Linked DNA regions of Homo sapiens: region 1 is linked to region 2. Evidence: chromatin contacts called from ENCODE Hi-C or POLR2A ChIA-PET data. All regions are on one chromosome and are shown on one strand. Each heading gives the region's core, a stretch centred on a gene start or an enhancer-like site at or near the end of the contact. The rest is flanking DNA. Distances are from core to core; before and after follow the strand shown.

Evidence for each region. A loop is a pair of places that touch in the nucleus more often than their neighbours do. ChIA-PET counts read pairs that join two places held with the same protein, here RNA polymerase II (POLR2A). Pooled maps may share reads with other maps.
Region 1: POLR2A ChIA-PET joins it to region 2 with 24 read pairs in MCF 10A. The contact joins two enhancer-like sites. A Hi-C loop is called at or near these places in 4 of 168 maps with a recorded cell type or tissue (CD8-positive, alpha-beta T cell, endothelial cell of hepatic sinusoid, endothelial cell of umbilical vein and 1 more) and 1 of 50 pooled maps. POLR2A ChIA-PET finds 5 or more read pairs at or near these places in 3 of 52 experiments (GM10248, MCF 10A and OCI-LY7).

What each region holds. Positions count from the first base shown.
Region 1 is chr2:224,880,922-224,884,345 of GRCh38, reverse strand. All of the region lies in intron 7 of DOCK10 (dedicator of cytokinesis 10), which reads left to right. Among named protein-coding and RNA genes, the nearest start is that of MIR4439, 130 kb to the left of the region's middle. Within about 2 kb of position 1,650, at least 4 of the 41 ENCODE cell types and tissues checked have a DNase peak (open chromatin) inside an H3K27ac peak, as active enhancers do.
Region 2 is chr2:224,846,473-224,850,035 of GRCh38, reverse strand. DOCK10 (dedicator of cytokinesis 10) reads left to right here. Exons shown (of 56, transcript NM_014689.3): 19 at 437-529. Among named protein-coding and RNA genes, the nearest start is that of CCDC195, 130 kb to the right of the region's middle. Within about 2 kb of position 1,339, at least 3 of the 41 ENCODE cell types and tissues checked have a DNase peak (open chromatin) inside an H3K27ac peak, as active enhancers do.

The sequences.
Region 1 (3,424 bases), core at 401-2,900, 34 kb before region 2:
GTTACGAGCTGAAATTACATCACAGACCACTCCTGGAGGCCCTTGGATATGTGGATGCAAGTAGAGTTCTCTCCAGTCATTTAGTCCCGGCCTATTTCTGGATGGTTTATCTGTTAAAATCTGGAATTCTTCCAGGAAGTAATAAAGCTGAACTTTAAAAGGAAAAAATTAACTGTTTCTGAGCACTCTGCTGCAAGTGAAAGATAATTGCATTTTAACACAGATGCCAGCTTTCCATATGGAAAGGGCAATAATGACCTTAATGGAGGGTGGAGGCTATTTTCTACTGTTGGTCACAAAGGACACCTTTTGGCCTTAGAAACATGAAGTAAAACGTTAGCAGTAAAGATCAATAACTGCATTTTATAGACATTGAGCAGAAAATGTTAAATATTATCCTTTCCATTTGTACTTGAAAGCTTTCTCTAGCAAATGAGTCATCATTTTTTAAGAAGTACCATTGTAGTCTTTTGTTATATATTAAGTTTGCAGAAACCCAGGTTAATATGCAATATTTTTCTTCTTCAAAGAATCATAGAACTTATTGCTCTAATCTGACCTTCCTATGGAGGAACTGCTTCTCCATCATCTCTTACTTAGATTGTGTTTCAGTCTCTGCTTAAACATTGTCATGGAAAAAAAGGAGTATTGAAGGGAAAACACAAGCTTGGGATTCATGCAAGTCCGCATTCAAATCCTAGTTTTACCATTTACTACCCAAAGACTTTGAGTAAGTTACTTGACCAATTTGATCTCAGGTTCCTCATCTGTAAAACTAGAACAATGTGCTAATATGTGAAAAGAACTGGGAGATAGTGTATTTAGCCTTTCTCCCCTAATTCTTCCATTAATTTCAAAGGTCACAACCTAGGATATAGACATTCCATTATGGGAAAGTCTTCCTAGAAAACCTTGATTTACGTTCCGGATATTTTTTCCTAAGTGTGTTAATTTATCTATGTCTTTATTTATTCATTAACCTACTGATTCATTCAACAAACCCACTTAGTGCCTATGACATGCTAGAAACTACACCCAGGTGTGGGGAAGTCAATTCTTTATTGAAGTCAGAATCAGAGAGGGGCATCGCTACTTGCTCACTATCACACGATATCTCGAGAGCGATGATGGAGGTATGAATGGCAGAGACCATGGAATGCTCTGGGAACATGAAACAATGATGAACTCTTTCAGCTCAGGCTGTAAGTCTGTACAGAAAAAGCTGGGCCTGTCTATAATATTCCCCAAGGTAGATTTGGCATATGTATCTTTTAAAGAGTTCACCTCTATCCCTGCATTTATATTCCTCTTCATCAAGAAGCTTTATCCAGTATTCTCTACATCCTTTGTAGAGGCAGGGACCAGTTTCTTGGGATCACTCTGGGGAGACAAAACCTGGGTCACTTGTCACTTTGTGTGTGGGTCCCAGTTCTTACATATTTGCTTATAGTTCTTCCAGATGTGTAAGTTTTTACATCTGGAGAGAATTTGAGTGAAATAGTGCCAGTTTAACCATAGTTCTAGTAAGCTCTCAGGCATGAAATGTGCCTGAAGATGAATCATGTACACACAAAAGCACAGAGCAAATGAATAACTAGGATGAATCAGACCAGTTTTATGAAGAATCATTGCCAGGTTCCGTTGAATCAAACAAAAAAGAGGAACAACGTCTCTGCCTCAGAAAGTACTACTTAGCATCCAGCATTCTTAGGGAGTTCAAGTTCATTATAATCTTTAGTGAATATGCCATTTCAGTTTGATTCATTCAGACTTAATCCATATCATCGTTTTCCTTAGAATACTTTGGAATTCTTAGACGTATATTACAAGGGTGGCTCAAGTAGAGAGAAACTCCTTCCCAGCTTTCTCAGAGACTTTAGGTAATGTTTATGACTGACAATTTCCTGAATCTTGGCCAAAAAAAACACAAAACAAAACAAAGCCTAATCATGGTTTTCTATTTTTTCATAATATCATCAAAGAGTATTAGATATTTTTTATGGGCCTATGCTCCCAATCTGGAAAAGAACTTGGTTTTTGCTGCTTCAAGTTTTTTCTTCTGGGACTAAGAGATATTTAGGCCTGTGTTATCCTATCTTGTTCCTTCAGTTCATGTATTCATTCATTCATTCTCACATTCATTCATCTATCCATCCATTCATTCCAGGTTCTGCCACTGTAGAAGAGAATGAACAGCCCAAGAATCTCATCTGTTTTAGGTCCCTATCTCAGCAATGATAATAAGCTGATGTCACTTTAGACAGGCTTACATGGGTGTGGACAGTGTGGTGGACAAGGCTCATTTCCTTGAGTCTGCCACCATGTGGATATGGGTTCCAAGACAGTGGCTTCATGTGACTAACCAAAGGCTAGAAATGCAGATACCTCCTGTAGGTCAAGCAGCCCCCTGCATGCATGAAGAGAGGCCAGGTGTGAGAAACAGATGCAGCTTGGACTATGTAGACGTGGAGAATGCCTGCCTACAGAAAGCAAGTCATATTGGGAGCAGGGGAAAGAACATTACAAGGAAAACAAATCTAGAAGCCAAATATGACCCGTAAGCCTCGCATTAGCAACTCAAGTTCTGAAAATCTCACTTCCGAGAACAATAAGAACCAAAATTATACTTGTGGTTTTCTTCATCTAATATATTATTTGACAGCACTTGATGGAACATGAACTATGATTGTTCCATTTATTAAAATAAAATTCAGAGAGGTAGAGTGTCTTTCACAGGTCACAGAGCTAATGAATTGCAAAGTTTAACTTGAGGCAGAGGAATGTCCAAAATTACAGACAGATGCCCAAAGAAATGATGTATTATCATATGTAAAGTAGGCATACCCACATACATACATTTATTCTACCTACATAAGCTATGTGGGCAGAAAAAACACTACAAAGATATGTTCATGTGGAGCTTTAAGCAGTGAATTTTAGATATGGGATTCATTTCAGCAAATACTAGTATATATTGGAAAACTTGCAATGTGCAAACCATTGTGAAAAGAGCAAACTCTGAAAATAGGTGTGGCTCATGTCTTCAAAAAGCTTCCAGGATGTGGGAAGGATGCACAGAAAAAAAAACAAAACAAATATGGTACATGCAAAGAAAACAAGTAACACACTTCAAGCAATAAGTCCTGATAACATATGCAAGAATGAAATTACATTTATCACTGCATGATGCCATATCATATTACACACCTATTATATACATATATGTGTATATATATGTTACATATGTTGTCTTTCTGCTTATTTGCTTACTGACATTTCATTACACTAGAAGGTAAGTTCAATGAGGGAAAGCACTTTACTTGAATTTTTTCAGTTCTGTGTGACTGAAACATAGGAGGTACCCATTTAATTTTCACTGAATGAATGAACAAATAAACCTACAGAGAGTGGAGAGGATTTCATG
Region 2 (3,563 bases), core at 90-2,589:
ATCCAGCACCATGCTGGGTACAGTTGGTCTTAACCAGCTTGGCCCGCATCTCATTTTTTAGGGTCTTATTGGCCACTGACTTTTGCAGCTATTTCAACAGTATCCTTTTTGCTAGGCATGTGAAACCTCTGCCTGGAATTTTCTGTTCTCCTGTGGCCACCCTGTATTATTCCTGTCCCACAGGTATTTGGCCCTGGCGTATTAACTATATGATGAATGAAAGCCATCAAATTATCTTCAGCAGCTTTCATTGTATAATAAATGCAGGGTAGTAGGCCAAAGAAGTTCAAGGTTAATTAGATGCCAGCTTAGCCTGGCAAGTTATCACAAAGTTTGCCATTGTCCCAGGGTTGGTACTGAAGAGTTATGGACTTTTTTTTCACCCAGGGATAATTTCAGACACTCATAATTGTTCAACTCATAACTTTTCAAACAGTGTATTTATGGAAAACCTGGAGGGCCCCTCTTCACCTCAGCCGCCTACACAGCAGTTCTGCACCACTCTCAGAATCCGGATTTCTCAGATGAGGTAAGAGCTAGCCCTCCACTGCCCCCAGCGGTTCCTAAGAAAGGTGGGTAAATGTTCAGATAACCGTGCAGTGAAAAACACTCTCTCTAGACCTCATCAGACTAAGGACATGCCTTGGCAGGTATGTACTTACCAATATTTCTAAACTATATTAATTGGCAGTTGTTCCAGGAGTACGTTGCAAATTCATGTATTTCAGGACAGGAGTGACCTTTTAAAAAAAATGGAATGCTGGCCGGGTATAGTGGCTCACGCCTGTAATCCCAGCACTTTGGGAGGCCAAGGCAGGCGGATCACAAGGTCAGGAGATCAAGACCATCCTGGCCAACATGGTGAAACCCCGTCTCTACTAAAAATACAAAAATTAGCTGGGCGTGGTGGCACGTGCCTGTAATCCCAGCTACTCGGGAGGCTGAGGCAGGAGACTCGCTTGAACCAGGGAGTCGGAGATTGTGGTAAGCTGAGATCATGCCACTCACTGCACTCCATCCTGGCAACAGAGCAAGACTCCATCTCAACTAAAAAAATTAAAATTTAAATTTAAAAAAAAGATGCTTTTAGTGCTGGGATATATCTTGTCTTCTTTTCTTTTTCAGTGAATAATTTTTTTTCTTTTATTTCACTGACTAGTGAAGAGATTGTGTTAAATAGCTTTACCAATGAATGGCAGCATTTCATGTCATAAGGAAGAGAACAGAGAACTAGAGCCTGAGCCAATTCCATGGCTTATAACATGCCTGAACTTAAGGGAGCTTGGATCCCGTCATCTCTAAACATGACAGGGAACAAGCCTTGCCCTGGCAGACTTCCAAGACTCCTGCTGTGTGCCAAGCCTCAAGCTAAATTCCATGCACACATCATCTCCCTTAATCCCCACAGTAATTCCAAGAAGTTGGCACTATTATTACCTCCCTATTTGATGGATGAGAAAACTGTGGCTCAGAGAAGTCAAGTAACTTTACCAAGGGCACATAATAAGTGAGAGAAATCAAACCAGACCATGTGACTCCACAGCCTGAAGCTTCACCATTCTGCTCTAACACATAGAAAGTCATTGGGCTCATGGTCAATTACTATATACATGTTAGCTTACGTTACAAACAACTTTAGACAAAGAAGTTTCAGTGAAAAAATTTAATTTCTAACCATAAAGTGAAGGTCTGACTAGTGCAGCCTGCTGATGGGATGCCTGAGATTCACAATATCACAGCTTTTGTAGACGTTTTCTATGGCTGCTTTCACACATTATCACCATTTAGCAGCTTAAAACAGTATGCAATTGTTATCTTGCTGTTTTGGTGGTACGAAGTCTGAAATGACTCACAGGGCTAAAATCGAGCTTGCAGCAGGGTGACGAACCTTCAGGAGGTTCTAGGGAAGGTTCCAGTTCATCTCCTTTTCCAGCTTCCAGAGGCTGCCCACATTTCTTGGCTTTTGAGCCTTCCCAACAATCCCATCACTCTGACCTCGGCTTCTGTATCATTTCTCTTATGACTCTGCCTTCCTCTTATAAGGACTTTTGTGATGACACTGTGCTCATTTGGAAAATCCAGGATAATCTCCCCATTTCATGGTCCTTAACTTAATCACATCTGCTAAGTCCTACTTACCAGGTAAGGTGGCATATTGGCAGGATTAGAACATTCAGGACATCTAGTGGGTGCTGTCTTTCTGTCTCCCACACTGTGCACATTAATCATTTAAAAACCAATTAAAGGAACATCAGTGAAACTACCTGCCTGACATTCTTTCACTCTTCCATATGCGTTTAGTGCTCTTTAATTTTTCCCCCACAAATTCAGGACAGAAAGTGAAAAACAGTTAAGCAAAAACCATGACCACATTACACAATATTTACTGCTATTGGTTGGCCAAAGGGTCAACTGGTTGACAAAGCCCATCTGGAAGATGCATTTTCTGTAGATATATGATTTTTAAAAAAATTAATATTCTTACTGTTGTTAACTGTTTTAATCTTTCTCATTCTCATGTGTTTCCTGGAAGCCTCATGAAAGCCATGAGCTTTTTCACATGAGAATATGGACAGTTCTGGGAACTACTCAGTTGCTGAGATTGAGCTGCCTGCAGCTTACCGGAGTTCCAATGCAAAGTGATCATCCCAAGATGTGGGTTCTTGTCCTGAAAGATCCTCTTTTACTGACCACACCACCTGCACAGTAACTCAGAGCCCCCTAACATGTGCAGCCCTGCTTCCTAACACTGTGCCATGCTACTTCACAAGGCTACTGGGGAAAATGAAATGATGGTGTACGTGGCAGGGCTTTGAAAACTCAAAAGCACAATAAAATGTAAACAGTTAGTTGAAAACAATTCTTTCCAGAAATAGGGAGTATGCCCTTCATTCAGTATATTGTTTACCTAGATCCATTTTTATTTTATTTGCATTCAGAAGCATTATTTGTATAGCTACGGCATGGTCAGTTCCCAAAATGTCTCATTAGTTCTCACAGTAACACAGATATGTTTGTTAGTTTTAAAAAAAGAGATCAATTCCATGCCGAAGCTGCATCATTTACTATACCATATTACTCAACAATGTGCATATGAATTGTCTGGGGATCCTGTGAAAGGGCAGATTGCAATTGAGTGTGTCTAGGTTAATGTCTGAGACTCCAGCCTAGGCAACAAAGTAAGACATCTGTCTCTACAACAAGAACAACAACAAAAATCAAAAAGTTAGCCAGAGGTCATGGCCAGCCACAGTGGCTCATGCCTGTAATCCCAGCACTTCGGGAGGCCGAGACGGGTGGATCACAAGGTCAAGAGATTGAGACCATCCTGGCCAACATGGTGAAACCCTATCTCTACAAAAAATACAAAAATTATCTAGGTGTGGTGGCGTGCTCCTGTAGTCCCAGCTACTCGGGAGGCTGAGGCAGGAGAATCACTTGAACCCAGGAAGCGGAGGTTGCAGTGAGCTATCGTGCCACTGCACTGTAGCCTGGTGACAGAGCAAGACTCCATCTCAAAAAAAAAAAAAAAAAAGCCAGAGGTCAAGGCTGCAGTGAGCTGT